2 separate regions of the Mus musculus genome follow, and region 2 is linked to region 1. Evidence: chromatin loops called from intact Hi-C (ENCODE). Cell type or tissue: gastrocnemius. All regions are shown on one strand.

Region 1 (8,000 bases):
CAAAATGGAAGAAAGTAAATGAATGAAGGCTAGGTCTGATTTGGAAGTGCCCCTCATAGTCTCCACGTGTGCCTAAGCTCTTTCTAGGCAGAGGAAGTGAGGCTGTGTGGTCAGGTTATGGGATGGACTAGAAGAAGTTCCTTGTTGAACGTTTTCTTTCTTTGCCTGTGTTGTCTTTTCTCTGTTTCCGCTTATCCAGAAGGGAGCTTTCTAAGCCATTTTACTCCCTTGGAAAGTGAATACAGTACACCCCCCAATCAGTATTTGTTCTTGTTTGTCATTTTCTCAGGTCTACTTGTGGCCACTGAGTACTTTTTTTTTTTTCAGTTTTTCAGTTTTTCAGTTTTGCAGTTTTGATTTTTTTTCCTTCTGGGATTCCCTTCTCTGTGCTATACATACAACCAACTTTTATAGTGTGAACGGGATCCAAAGTGTAGAACTTTACACAATGGTTAAGCTGCTCTGTAATAGTCATAAGGGAAGTAAAGAGTAAAACCTAGGGCCATGTTTTAGTTCCAAACGATAATTTCCTCACTATGCTACAGGAGATGCTCTGTTCCAGAAGAACAAGAACGTATTGATGAAGACTTACACCGGAGCAAGGCTAAGCAACAGTTGAGTATACACGGGGCGGTGTTCTCCATCCCAGAGGGAGGGGACCACATTCCCTGAAATAAGACAAGGGATTGACCCTCCTCATCTGTATGTTCTGCCAGCTCTTCCTTCTGTCACATAATCCAGAATGCCTTAACTTATCATTAGTCCGTTCTTTTCCCTGTTACACACACACACACACACACACACACACACACACACACACACACCAGTAAGTGATGAGAGAGAGAGAGAGAGAGAGAGAGAGAGAGAGAGAGAGAGAGAACAGAAGAGAACAGAATGAGAATTTGAAAACTCTCCAGTAGCATAATTCAGGAATATGACCTCAGTTTCTCAGTGAACTTCAGGAGTGAACTAAGTAGCACCTCATTTTGAGACAGAGTCTCAGTCCCTAGCTTAGACTGAGCTGTCAACCCACTCTATAGACCAGGCTGGCCTTGAGCTTTCCATCCTCCCCCTTGGCCTCCAATATCTAAAGAGCACTTTTATCTTCTAGAGTCGAGGCTGCTGAGAAGAAGCAGAAGCCGATGGAAAGTGACAAGTACCAGGTGAGAGACAGGGCCATGTCTTCTTCTCACACAGTTTTCCCCGACAGAAGATTTAGGTTGAAGAACACTGCCTAGCAATGCTGAGGGATTCTCCTCAGGCTCAGTTGATTGGATCGTTTGGGGTTTGTGCCGATCTTCTGTTGTTGATGTTGGGATCACTTAAAACAGAAGAGTCATGTCATTTATTTTCCAGATTTGGATTCGTATATATCGATTCGGGGAAGTGGGAAGGACACATTTGGTGTCACATAACAGTTGTGTGCCATCTTCATAAGCTGCTCCTCTTGACTGTCTGGTTCTCCTGTCTCCTTTTCTTTTGGGATTCAGGGATCATTCCTTCCTCTTTTCTCTTGGGAAGAAGGGTTGGTTCTTTGTGCCTCCCCGCCCCCCTCATCCCTGCTTTCAGGCTGGCTGGCTTTATAAAGACTCTGCTGTTTTGAATTTTCAGGAGCACTGTCTCTCGGACATGGTTGCCCAGCTCCGGACGCTGAAGGGTGCAATAAGGTTGGCCGTCCTTTGAGGGACACTCCTTTCCTGGCAGCCACCATAGCACCCATATATTTCTCCCACCCCTCCTTGCCTTTCTGCATGATTTCCCTCTTGACCCTATTTCCTAGAGATCTGCTAGTCGCATGTTAGATTCACTTCCTTCCCGAGTTGGGCAGGTCATACTAGTGAGGAGAGAGGCAGTTGAACACTAATGCTCCTTCATGTACCCTGCTCACGCTGAGGCATATGAGAGAAATCACTTTACATAGTCTATGTCTATACAGAGATTGGGTTTTCCAGGACTGCCCTGTCCTCATTCAGTTTGCCTTCCCTTTATTCTTCTACCCTAATTATTTATATTTTCTTCGTATGCTGGCTCTCCTACAAGATCCCAGGAGCATGTCTCTGTTGTGTGCACTGTGAACATGTGGTAGCCTCTGGCATGCGTCTCTCCTAAACCAGCAGATACTTGCTGCAGTGCTCTTCCTTTCTACCCATATTTTCAACACAGAGCTCGAAAGGATGAAGACCCAGCCTTCACCTGGGTCACAAGAGCAAAATAGACAGCGACTGGGGCTTGGGTTTGTGTCGTGGGTGGAATAGGTCTAGTAACCAATCCAAGAATCGCTCGCTCACTCGCTCGCTCGCTCGCTCGCAGTCTGTTGTATCTAGCTGATAAGGTTAGTGACTGACTGTGTTTGGGTCCAGTGTTCTAGTGTACATTACTGTGGACTGTTTGTTCTGTTTAGGAAACAGTTTCTTTTGATTTGGCCAAGCATTCCTTCCTAGCATCAGAAGAATTGACACATCTTTTGGGATTTCGTTCAAACTTGGGATTTTTATGAACTATTTCTTTCTTGCTAGGTCTTCAGTAATCCACCAAAGACTCCTCCTCTACAAGATATGGCTGAACTAAATGACAAGACAATTGGATATGAGCAAATCAATAGCCCCAGCCTGCTTCCGTCTGTTAGAGAAGAAAGCAGATCACCCCCTCGGCTTAAGTCTCTGGATTCCAGTGCTTTTCAGATTTCCAGGTGACTAAAACCATTACTTGTTATCAATAGTAAGCCATGGGATCTGTTTTCCTATAGAGCAATTTAATATGTCCTATATATTTTATGTATATAGTATATATGCATTTTGTGTGTGTGTGTGTGTGTGTGTGTGTGTATGTGTGTGCCTGAACTCATACTTACAAAGAGATCCACTTCTCTCTGCCTTCCAAGTGTTAACATTAAAGGCATGTAGCACCATGCCAGGTAAGTTTACATTTTCCTTTAACACATGACGTTCACTAATGGAAATATAGCTTGGGACTGATAGAATTGTGTCTTGCACGCACCTCCTAGTTTACAAGTGCAATATCAAGCCTATATATTTTTAAAGTGATCATTGACTTCGGAACTGTTCATGTCATGTGGGTTGTTGAGCAAATGAAGTGATGGGGCAGGTCAACTCTGAAAAATATAGTGTTATATAAATGAGGTAGTGCTGTGTAGAAACCCATTGTTCCTATACTTAAATTTATGAATACTAAAGTATACCAAGTATTCACAAGCCTGGGCTATGCTGGCCCTCTGTAAAATCAACTAGTAGAAATGTGTCCTATTAAGTAAAAGATCACTGTTTCCTAGGAAAAAAAATGATCACAGAAGGTTTGTTCCTGTGGAACAAGTCTTTAATCTCACCACCCAGGAGGCACAAGGCTAGTTTGAGACTAGCCTTGTCTACATAGTGAATTCCAGGCCAGCCAAGTTTTCACAGTGAGATCCTATCTGGAAAAAAAAAAAAGAAAACTTGGTGTTTTTTTTTTCTTCTCTCCTTTCATCTCTTACCTTGTCATCAATGTTGTTAGTCCATATATCCTAGGAAGGGGCATGGCTATTTATTTTTGTAGGTATTAGGTGTCTCTGAGGTACTAAAAGACATGACAGCCATCATATTGCCACTAGAAATGAACACAGTACGCCTAAGTGGCATGCCTTGCCTTTCTCTTCCCTACTGTTTTCATTCTGGTAGACTGAACTGCAGAGTAGGCACAGGATTGCTCTAAAAGGTAGAAACGTCTAAAGTGATCATTAGCACGATTCTTTGATAATAGGTGTGAGTTTCTCAGTGCCCTTTTCTTGACATAGAGGCCATAGACTATTGCATAGGGTCCGTTAACCCCTTCCTCCAGTGATAATTGATCCTTTCCTTGTCTGGTTCTTCTTAGGTAAGTCTTCAGCCTCTTATAAACAAAGAATTGTACAGGTGTGCGAGTCCCCTGTACTTCAATTTTTAAATAATTAAACCCTGTGAACAATAGAGGGACATTTAGATCCTCATGAACACGAGCAGATGGCTTCAAGAGAAGATACATTTGTAGGAGTCAAACTATTGAGACTCTTAAAAGAAGTTAATGGCGCCCTCTATGAAAGCATGTAGATCCGTGCTCAGTAAGCAGTAGCCAGATTTAAAGAGCAGCTTAGAAAACTGAAGTTTGTAGCAAGGAGTAAAAAGCCTATAGTCGACCTTGTCTCTGTAGTTTGATCCTAACTTTACCCTCTGGCTATCAATAGATTTTCAATGGCCATTGGAGGTTTAAAGGGGCACACAGGGAATGATTTTGATTTGGAAGCACAATGTTACTTTGGCCTCCCGTTCTTCTGGCTCTCTTGTCTCCTTACACTTTAATGATCACGTTCCCTTTTCTGTCTGCATTTGTAGGGAGATAGCATACTTTGTGCGTGCAGTACCACACTACGCCCACTGGGTGGCACACCTCATCAGCTTTTTATTGGAGTTTTTGTATGAGTCACTGTGGAATGTATAAGGCTTAAGCTGTAAGAGGGCAAGCCAAGTGCTTTGAAAATTTATGCGAAATTCTAATTGGTTGAGAGTAAAATTCTTTCAAGGGTTAAGTGATACCTGATGCTGGTAGTAGTATATGGTATGTAAGATTAGCAAATAATAATTACATCATTTCAGGCTGCATGTATAGTACTATTCAAATTTGTTGAGGCATTTCCAGCTACTTAGACTAAAGCCTGAAGTTCTGCTGAGTCCAAAGGTTGGAGACCAGCCTGTAAAACATACCAAAATGCTGTCTTTTACAATTATTATTAGCAGGTTTTTTCATTTGTAAGTGGAAAATGGAGGTGCTCACAGGTTTAATAAAATATATAGTTTCTGATAAAAGAATATTGATGAAATAATAGTTTAATCAAGAGTTACAAAGCTTTCCTTTGTTGTCAAAGCCTATAGCATAGCAAGAGTCTTTGAGTTATGTAGCCCTGCTTATTAACTGTACCAAATAAAACCTGGTCTGTTCAGGAGCCCTTTAAGAAGTCATACCTGGGGCAGGTTGGAAGGAGCCTCCGTGAAGGCCAGTAGAAATGACTTTATGAGTCTCGAACATCTAACAAGGGGAGAAGAGGAATCACAATACAATAGATTCAGGCAGGATGTAAGCTTTAAGTCATAACCTTCTATGGAAAGACAGCTTGTTTCTGTTAGAGAAGGCGAATCACTTCAGTCCATTCATTCTGCGTAAATTTGGGTGCTCTATGAAAGGTTTTCTTTTAGGGTAGTAATGGGATCCAAGATGATGGAGCAGTCAGTGTTCAATGCAAATCTCTCCAGTGCATGCAAGTTCCCTTACAAATAGTGCAAACTAAGGTCTAAAATAGCCATAAGTGCATCAGCAAAGGAAAGAAGCAATGCTTGTGGTTTCTTTATATATTTTGAATGAATTATGCTGAAAGTTGATGAGTTTGTATTTTAAAATAATGCTTAAAGGGTGCCTCTGTTGCCTAGGAATACTGGTTTTGTTTGGGAGGAGCATGCTTCGGACTGCTCTCATCTCCCCCAGCTTTGTCTTGTGGAAGGTATATTTAGGTAGAACCAAAAGGACTGGCTCTCTCTTCTCCCACTTGCAGGGTAGAGGCACTCACTCTGGCATAGCACGCTGACAAAACTAGGCTTTCATTGGACCAGCTTGAGATTGCTCATAGATCAAAGGATCATTCTAGGCAGAACAAGTCCAGAAAGACTCCAATCCTCATTCATAATGCAGTGACTATGGAAGAAATAGGCTCTTGTCTCTACTTCCACTTTTTGCATAAGGCAAGCCTTACGGTTGAACTTAAGGTGCCTCTACCTAAAGGAACTGACTATCTACAACAAAATATCAAGAAGTTGATGCCTAAGGACACTGCCAGAAATAAAATAGATTATGATAGATGATCATTAAGATGTTACTTATAATTTCATAATACAGCTTACAGACATAAAGTAGCTGGACATTCAGACATTTGGTAATGGAATCCGAGAGAGACAATTAAGAAAAGTTTTTATGAGATGGCAGTTGATTCTAGGTGTCAGCAAGACTATGCGTAAGCACAAACCAGCGCCCACTAAGAAACAAACAGAATAGGTGGACATCAGGTGAACTGGAAAACCAATACCCAAGCCACATTCAGAGAAAACAACAACAGGTAGCAACCCCAGTGGCATAGATTTAATACTATGACCACCAATCACTGGCCAAATAATGCTCTTATCCAGTGACAGTTCCTAAGAAGCCAGGCTTTAAGATAAAAATGACACACATCCCTGACAGTTTGGACTATGTATGTATGTATGTACGTATGTATGTTTGAGTCTCTGCTCTCTTGGAGTTCACTAAAAAGGGAGAATCTAAGCAATTACAAAGTGGATGTTTCAGAAACAAACTCCTTACATTTTGGTGGCAGCCTCCGAGTCACAAGCAAATACAGTATAAAAGGGTAAAAAGCTAACTGGAGAGGGGCACTAAATCACAAACTCTGACCAGTAACTGATGAGTGGGCTATGATGGACCGGGGTGAGCCCTAGGTGGTGTGAGTTCAATCCATGAGACACGCATGAAAGAAGGAGAGAGCCAGATCCCACAAGTTTTTCTCTGACTTCCACATGTATGTCATAGAATACACATGCATTCAGACATAAAAAACAAAATACAATAAACATTTAGTAAAAGTATGCAAGGAATGACAATATAGAGCCCAAGACAGGGAGAATCAGTGTCCAGAATTTTTATACTATGTTTGCTAAAATGTTTAGGTGTCAAGAACAAATTAGGAGATATGCAAGGAAATATGAAAGCATAACTATACATAGGAAGGAAAAATAGGCCATTGAAACTGCTCTTGAAGATACCTCGGTGTTTAGTCTGACAGAGTCCAAAGCAACCACTAATAATATGTTCAAAGACCTAAAGAAAATTATGGATGAAATATTAAGGCATATATGGAGACAGTGTTTTATCAAGCACAAAATAACAATAAAATAATGGAAAAATAACCAAATCAAAATTCTGTAAATAAAAGTACTGGCATGAAAACTTCTTCAAAAGACTCAAAAACACAATTAAAATTAAGAAGAGTAACGAATTACCGAAATGGAACAGTCCAATATAGATTATTCAATCAGAAGAACATAGACAGAAGTGACAATGGAGATAAAAATCACACATATTCCTGACAAAGCCTCAGAGACAAGTCCACTAACTCTGCATAGTATTATGTGAAGATGAGACGGAGGGAGTAGAAACGGTATTTTAAAATAATAGCTAAAATCTTCCCAGATTTGATGAATGGCGTTAGCCTGGGCATTTAAGAACAATAAACTCAACATAGATAGACAGCCAGTCAGGTCACAGTAAAAATACTGAAGCTCAAAGGGAGAAAGAAAATCTCTAAAGCAGAGAGTATAAGTCTTGTACTAGCAAATTGCATTCAGATTAATGGGTAATTTCTCATTAAAAAATGAAGATCAGAAGGTGATGGGATGGTACTATGACTAGGATATGGTTGGCCCCCAGTAAAACGTATGTTGACATGTAATTGTCTGTGTAACAGTATTCATCAGATCATTTAGAGCTATTGGACCTTCCATTGTGAAGGTCTCTGCCTTCTGAGTGCTCCTCTCCCTTCTTCCATGAGTGAGGCTGTAGTGAGACTTTCTCCAGAAGCCAAGGAGATCAGCATTCAGAACTGCGAACCAAAATCATTACCTCTTTCCTTAGAAGTTACCCAGCTCTGGTATTCTATTCTGTTAATAGCAATATGAAATAGATGTTAAAAAGATAAAATATTTCCAGTATCAGGAAAAAAAAACAACAAACAAACTCTCCAAAATGAGATCATTTTATTTCCAAGTATACCAAAGCTGTACAAATTTACAAGTCTAGCAGATGATAATTTTAACTCTTCTTTTTACAGCTAGTTACTTATTTTGCACACGTAAGTCTGTGTGCACACATGCATGTGCTACAGCATAGGTACGGCAGTCAGAGGAGAACTCGTGGGAGTTGGTTCTCTC
Region 2 (8,000 bases), 54 kb after region 1:
GATTTGAGCTGAAAGAGCTGGTGAGTCTGTCACTCTTCTTTTCTCACTGGGAACCAGCTTTGCTAAAGGCTCTTGTATTCAGCCTTCTGTCCCAGACAAGCCTGGCTGCCTTTGGGTACTAATGAGAGCCCCTCCTTCCCACCTTGGGTCCTGATCCTGCCTGGGGAATTCACACAAATGGTGTGAGATTTATCCCTTCTTTATTTTCCTTACTGACTTGGAGCTGTAGCAGACCCCTCACCTCCTCCCCAGACCCTGTTTACTCAACTGGGAGAGATTTCACACCCAAGAACACAGCTCTCTCTCCAAGATCCCCCTCCCTAGATCTTTACCAGCATCCCTCATCCCCCATCCTTGCATTGCCTGAATAATTGATGAGTCAAGGCAGGGCTTATAAAAGGGTCTCTAGGGGAAAAGCCAAAAGAGTGCTGAAGGTTCTGAGAACTGGAAGAGCTGTCTGGCTTGGTGTCCCAAGGATGGACCCCGCTGCCTCTCCTGCTGCTGCCCCTCCTGCTGCCCCTGCTGCTGCCCCAGCTGCTGACCCTGCTGCTGACCCTGCTGCTGCCCTCCCTGGCCAGGCCTTGGCCCAAGCCCCTGCCCTAGCACAAATCAATGGACAAGAAGGTGCTAGGAATGAACGGTAAGTGCAACTTAGCCTTTGACAGTCTGAACCCAGGCTTAGGGAGCTGCGGGCAGGAGAAGGTGTGACGCCCATGGTGGTGTCTGGTTCTCTTTGAAGGGGAGAGACAACAGAGAGCCTCAGCCCTTCTTCTATACCTTTGGCTGGAAATAGTTTGCCTCACGTATCATTCCAGGTGACGGGGAAGGGCGCTGAGAGAGAGAGAGAGAGAGAGAGAGAGAGAGAGAGAGAGAGAGAGAGAAAGAGAGAGAGAGAGAGAGAGAGAGAACATTGCCAAAGCTGGAAGCCAAGTAGCCTGAGCTTCATAGGGAGTCCATACAATTCACTGAGGGAACAGGAGAGGCTACTGTGGAAGCTAGGCTTAACGCAACCTGGACTATGGGACCCAGATGGTAGCAGGTAACATAGAGTGACAGGGCCAAAGTCTGAAGAGGCCTTTTGTTGGGGGGGGGGGTTGCTGCCTCTGTCCTGAGCATGCCACGTTTCCTTTTCCTTGTCTCTGAGAGTCTAGAGGAGAAGCAACAGGCCCAGGAGTATTCGAAACCATTTCTCTAATTAGGAAGATGGCAGGGTTCTGTTCTCAATTCTTTGATATCAGAAGCTGGCAGTAAGATAGATCCTCCCTATACAGCAGGCATTCTCTTCTTCCAAACATTTCATGTTCACATTCAATCAACATTTGCTCAAGCCACTCCTTGCACAAGGTAATGTACTAGGGCTTGGCTAGGGGCAAATGTGCCCATACATATCTTTCATCTTAGAAGGGCTCCATCAGACAATGACAAAGCAGTGGGGTAAGAGCAGCGATGACATTGTTGGAGCAGAGAGGAAGGGTATCTGTCCCAGACTTGGCTCAGTTGTCAGGGAACCAGAGGAGTCCTGGAGCACATGGCTTGTGAGTCAAACCTTCAGAGGAAGCCTGTGTTTACATCTTGTACCAATTTATCTCTTTGTCACAGGGCAGCTTATCTTTGGAGACCCTGGCTGTCCTCTATAAACGACCAGCCAAGGCAGGCGAGGAGTCTGGTGGACTGGGTGAGTTTGATGCCCTGTGACATGTTTGCACAGACACTTACAGCCATGTCCCTTCTCAGAAATCCCCTGACCCCAGTCCCAGGATGGACAATCTGGGAAGGCATTTTGCCAACTCTGCTAACATTTCATCCCCACAGTAGCTCTAGGAGGAAGGCAGGACCAAAGCTTCCATGACAAATGAGACTAGGAGATCAAAGCATAGCGTGGGTAAGGGACCTGGGCTGGACTCGCAGTCAGTGTATTATGTATGGAGCTGGTGCTGGGATTCAGGTCCCTTGGTGCCTTGCCTCAGAGCTTACTTACTCTTCTCCCTGAATGTTTTGTCCTCTAAGAGAACTCTGCCCCCTGTATCGCCTCCAAATGGGCACTGAAAGAAAACACTCCCCCAGGACTTGTTTTCAACCAGCTCGAAGACAGACCCCTTGCTGTAGGGCAGGGCTGGGAGGTGGCTGGATCCCAAGGCATGCCTAAAGCATGGAGATTGTCAGAACCTGCAGGTTTCTGACTTTTCTATGGGAGAGGCAGTTAAGCCACATGCTCGCTTTTGCTTTGGACAGGCTGATAATAGGGCGACAGCGGCTGAGGCTGCCAAGACTGACTCTGACTTCCATCACCCGGTCAGGTAAGCTTCTGGCGTTCAAGTTCAGACTATGACAAATAGCCACAAGCACTGCATACGCTCATGACAAGGCCATGATGCAGGAGGAAAGAGGCCATGCGACTTAATAGGCCAAAGTGACTTGCCCCTGAGGCCCTCCCTGTCCCTGAGCTCTCAGAACGAAATCCTGTGATTCCAACCAATGAAAGATCCCTTAGTAGGAAAAGAGGCACTGGAATGACGGAACTGTTAGTGAGGCTGGCACTAGAGTTGTGAGGCTCTGGGGTGACTCACTGTACCACAGTGGTAGGCCTGTCAGAGGTGATGTCCCTTCCGGGAACCATTTTGTAGCAGTTGTAAAGGTTCTCTGCTAAAGCTCCTTCTTCCCTCTCAGCCTTTCACTGCAGCTGGTGACTGGCTTGGGCTTCTTTCTTGGCCCTACTGGCCCTTCTGCATTTGAGATTTGCCTAAGGTAGGTGCCCTGTTTCTTCTCTGTCCACAGGCTCTACTGGCCCAAGTCCCACTCCTTTGACTACCTCTACAGTGCTGGGGAGATATTACTAAACAACTTCCCTGTCCAGGCCACCATCAATTTATATGAGGATTCTGACAGTGCAGACAATGAGGAAGACAAGGAGGAGGAGGAGGAGGAGGAGGAGGAGGAAGATGATGAAGAAGAAGAGGAAGATGAAGACAAAGATGTCAATGAGAATGAACCAGAAGTGTGTATGGGGGTATCAGAGGCCACAACACATAAGGCCACAGCTCATTCCCCTGACCCACACTCGGCCTGTCCAAATTGAAGCAATCCCAGATATACTTGGCACGTTTCCAAGGGCATCGATTCGCAAAGAGTCTCCAGACACAGCTTTTCTGGATTGAAACCAGTGTCCTCAGGCTGTCTAGCTCCCCCCTGGCTTTCCTGATTGGCCTGCAAGTCTAGGCCTCTGGCATGCTCTCGTCTGGGCTGCTCTTGTGCCAACAGTAGGAGGTTCTTCAGGCCTGGGAGGGAATAGGGAGGCTTGATTTCTGAAGCCCTCATGAAGTAGAGCAGGAAGGATGCCCTTATAGAAGAGCACAGTCACTCCTCTGGGCCTTTTGAGTTTTCAAAGACACCAACACCAGTTCCAAGCAATGTTAAGGCACCTGGAGGGAAGGAAGGGAAGGAAAGAGAAGGGAAGGGTAGGGTAGGGAACGGTAGGGTAGGGAAGGGATCAGAAGGGAAGGGAAGGGAAGGGAAAAGGAACCTGAAGAATCTGCTTATCTGGGAACCTGCATCCCACTTTGCCTGCTATTCAGTTAGTCTGAGTATTGGCCTAAGATGAGTCAGGAGATAAATAAATGGAATGATGTTTGCCTTTTTCTTGGAATTGTGCTGATTTCTTAACTGAACTCTGCCCATGTTGTGAAGCCATAGGTGGAGGGTCAGAGACCAACCCAAGGCCAACTCATTGCTCTACCTCTACCTCTGGTCAGCTGACAGATTTTTCTCCTCTGAGAATGTAACGCTGGGGTCAGAGCCTCTTGACCAGGCCCTCTCTGTTTACTTGTGAAATCAGGCTTGATTAAACTTCAAGGGCAGCTTAGAAAAGGAAGGAAAAAACACCCCCACAAGCACCCCCACACAACAGCACAGCTTGAGAGTTACGGGTAGAGAATGTAGACTTGGGTAAGAGTGAAATGTGTTTTGTCCTTTAACCCTTGGGGGCTGCTGTTTGATGTGAGGAGGGACACCTAAATACCCAATCACTCCTGTCAGTTGGATCTCTTCGGTTCCCTCAGTATCTATTGTACCTCCAGCTCTGTGAACTCCTGTCCCAATTATTTGTCAACACTTGGTCATAACTCGCAGCACTTGGCTTCACAAGTGGTCTACACACTGGACACCAAATAAGGTCATGGCCTTGCCTCACCAACAACTAGACATATGGCTTATGCTTTGTTCTTTCTTGAAAGGGGTGTGTCACATTACCACGAGGCACTCTGACTTCTTTCCTTAGGAAAGCACCTGCTTGCTTGGATACAGCCATCCAGTGCTATACCTTCACAGATCACACCATTACTGTGCTATTCTGGCTTTCTTAGTCATCTGCTTTGATGTTTGCAGCTTTTATTTTATTTTATTTTATTTTATTTTATTTTATTTTATTTTTTTCAGACATAGTCTTGTTTCATAGCCCCCGTTGTTCTGGCACTATGCAGCCCAGGCTGGACACAGACTCACAGCAATCCTCCTGCCTTAGCTCTCGCTAGGACTACAGGTGTATACCACAGTGCCTGCTGCTGGTCATCAATTTCTGCTGGTCTTTTCAGATTCATCTCCCTACCCTTACAACTTGTTTTCCTTGCTCTTAAATGTAGCACACGTTCTACCTCCTCTGTGGCTTTCAATGCCTGCCTGCCTGCTATGGCTTTCCACTCTTACAGGCCCTTTAAACTCACATTCATTCAATAGAAGTACCTCACACTATCCTTCTATGGGGAACGTCTCCAGGCTGGATAACCCCACACACCCACTGTCTCATCTATGATAGCATCTGTCCCTTCTTCCCTATATTTGATATCCCATGCAACTTCCTAGCCTAGCATGCTGCTCAAAAGAAGGCTCAGAAAATCATAAAGGAAAAAAAATCCTCTGGTGTTCTCAAAGTGGCTCTTGGGAGAGGCACTGACCCACTAGCCCGCTCACTTAAGCATGGAGGAGATGTGCTAACAGCATCTTATTAAAAAGCAAAATAGTGGCTCTTTTCCTTTTCCTTTCCCTTCCCTGTTACTCCAGCTCTGAGCCCTAGCAGAGACTTCCCTAAAAGGGATGGATATGCTGGAGTAGGCCATCAAACTCAGGCGCTGGGGCCATCTATCAGTTATTTGTCTGGGAAGAAGGCTATCAGGCAATTGACCTTTGACCTCTTTAAATTCCTTCAGTTCATCCTGCTTCTTCTGTAAGGGAAATGGAATCTCCCAGGAGCCAGCTGCATGACCTTGGGTGAGTTACTTATCCACCCAGAGCTTTAGTTTCTTTATCCCTCTCATGAGGATACTGGTGACAGTTGCTGTCAGGGAGGCTGTGCTGATTCAGTGAGATGGAATAAAGAAAACAGCACAGGCCCTGGCACGTAGGGACAACTGCTGCTCACAGGACGGCAGTCACCGTTGTGTTAACATCTGAACTAGGAATTCTTGATAGTAGAAAAGAAATGCACTTGCAGGCTTGAGTGTGATCATGCCTGATTTATTTAACTAATGAGTATGTCTGGGGCCTCTCTGGTTAATCTTTGTCATCATTTGATGGTTTACAAGTCAAAGAAAAGGTTACAGTGTTGATAAACAAGTAAACGACAAAAGAGGCCTTCTGTGGCTTGCTGGGCCTCTCTACATTCAAATGGTACCTAGACTTGATGTCCCTTTGTCCTAGGACAGAGGTTTTGAAACTTGACCTGCTTTAGCAGGAAAACTTTTCTTCTGAATTGAATGTGGAAATCTAACAAGTAAGTCAGCTAAAAGTATAGCTGCCCCAGGAAACAAAAAAACTGAACTGTGGGGGGAAGGGGGTGGGCAGAATCCCCCTTTTACTCTTTCCAGTAAGTGAGCTCTCGCCATGCCATCCTCTCTTGGAAATCCCTTCAAGGATCCCCAGACTGTGGGGGAAGACTTTGGAAACACTGTCCCAAGGGTAACGTCAAGAATGGTTTGAAACTGAAGGGGGATTAATTAGTATTTTAACATGTCCTGTGTTTCATCTAAAAATCCTTGTTTTCGGGTCCTAAGCTCTGAGCATTTAATAATTTGCTCAAGTTCTTCTTCTACTGTAGGCTATAAGGATTTAAAGCCCTTGGAATCCCAATATCCTTGGTTTTAAAGTATTATATAGCTTAGAATTATGAACCCATAAATCCTCATGGGTTTAGAGACCCTAAAACCCTTGGAGTAGTAATTCCCTACTCCAGGGAGCACGGCTCACCCTCCTCCCCATTGCTCACATGCTGTTAGTGGGCTGACATTTTGTCTTATGTTCCTCCCAGCCTTGTGTCCTGAAATGGCTTCCAATCCTCCTCCCCTGCACGGTTGCTTAGTGATTGGAATATTCTGTTCTAATTAGGCACAGCCAGTGAGCCCTACCTCATAACAACTGCAGTGCCGTGCCGTAGATTGTGGAGAAAATATCTTCATAAGACCCAGACACTTGCTAGCTCCTCCCACTTGTTCCGCCCTAGTCCTCCATCCACCATCTATCGCCCCAGCATGGACTGTTTCCTATATGATCACAACATCCGATGACAGTGAGGCTGTATTTGAAATATGGACATCGGTGCACTAAGTGCTAGGGTTCAGAGAGATCAAACCATTAAGTAAGGTTTCCATGTTAAAAAAAGAAAACAGGTAGGGATGGGAGGAAGATCTGGGAGGAGTTGAGAGAGGAGAAAGAACATGAGCAAAATATATAATGTGAAAAAATTTAATAAGAAACCGCCAACAATGACTATCTATGAGTTTTGACCTGCCATTGTATCAATACACTACGCTAAAACAGTGCCTGAAAAGGCTGGCAGATTCATAGATTCCCCTGGATTCAGAGTGACAGTAGTGAGTCATTGTGTGTGTGTTCAGGGAATCAAACCTGGATCCTTTAGAAGAAGAGCCAGTGCTCTCAATTACTAAGCCATATCTCCAGCCTCAAGACCCCAGTTTTTACTCCCAGTGTCTCGGGAGGAAAAGGGACAAATGTCCAGTCAAGGGTGTGTGGGTGGTTGGTGATGCCACTGAATTGGACCCTGAAGAGCACACACAGGGGGTAGAATGTCTGCGAGACATGGCAGAACCACAGAGAGTTCTTGAAGTGTTACTAAGCAGCAGGCTTGGAGACTTGACATGAAACTGTCATACAGCAACTCTGAGGGACGGGTAGTTAGGGTAGCTGAGACTTTGATTGGTTTGATAAAACCGATAGCCTAGGCACATCTTCATATGAGTCACCTCAGCTAACCCTTACAGCATTCCCAAGTGTAACAACTATTGTTATTGCCCTTATTTTTAATAGATAAGGAAAGGGAGGTTCAGAGGTAATAAAATCGTCTCTACCCGGTTACACACATACTAAGTGTATACCTTCTACTAAGCAATGACTGAAGTGACTGCACTCGCCCGTGCTTACAGTGATGGGGAGTGGGAAAAGTAGGGGTTGGGACCCTGAGGTCTGAAGCCCTGTGGCCCAGGAGGGAAAATGAACAGGGTATGGCAAAGGTATCGTCCTGTGGGAGGGTCAAAAAGAAAAGGTTTAAGTTCTGCCTAGAGGGGAGTGAGTCAGAGGATGTGAGCTCTGGGCCAGGAGCCAGGAAAAGCTGAAGGCCACTGAAAGGAGTCGCAGAAGAAGGGATTTTGGGGATCTGCTGCTGGGCACAGAGAAGAACTGCAGCTAAAGGCACAGGGCTGTCAGAGACAGGGGACTGTCGAGAGAGGTGAGGGAGGCTTATCATCACCCCAGTGTCACTGTGCTTGAGAAGGAGCCAGGCCTCATCTGCCCAGACCATGTTTCAGCGGGGCACGGACTTCACACGGAACTACCCACTGCTGAGCACTCCCTAGATGGCAAATGCAGTGCTCTCTACTCTCCCCACTCTGCTGAGAAAGTGTCTCACCAAAGCCCCGCAGAGTGGGTGAGCTTTTCCTCACGCATACATGCATGTGACTCAGAGAAGTGGAGTGGCCTGGCCAGTAGTTCCCCAGTGG

Evidence for each region. Peaks named below come from ENCODE experiments on the same cell type or tissue, not always from the same donor. Only the 100,000 strongest peaks of a DNase experiment are listed, where the experiment ranks them.
Region 2: a loop joins it to region 1, with 3 times the contacts of the local background. A loop is called at or near these places in 27 of 42 quality-filtered maps.

The regions. Positions count from the first base shown.
Region 1 is chrX:139,829,099-139,837,098 of GRCm38, reverse strand. It overlaps Morc4 (microrchidia 4), which reads left to right. Exons shown (of 17, transcript NM_001193309.1): 12 at 546-614; 13 at 1,112-1,163; 14 at 2,517-2,689. Among named protein-coding and RNA genes, the nearest start is that of Cldn2, 32 kb to the right of the region's middle. In gastrocnemius, a CTCF peak has its summit at 4,404 (motif pointing right); a DNase peak (open chromatin) is centred at 4,403.
Region 2 is chrX:139,774,788-139,782,787 of GRCm38, reverse strand. Ripply1 (ripply transcriptional repressor 1) reads left to right here and starts at 435. Exons shown (of 4, transcript NM_001037915.2): 1 at 435-640; 2 at 1,600-1,675; 3 at 2,233-2,297; 4 at 2,776-3,107. The coding sequence starts at 477. The coding sequence ends at 3,076. In gastrocnemius, no CTCF peak of the experiment used is centred here; DNase peaks (open chromatin) are centred at 566, 3,186 and 7,654.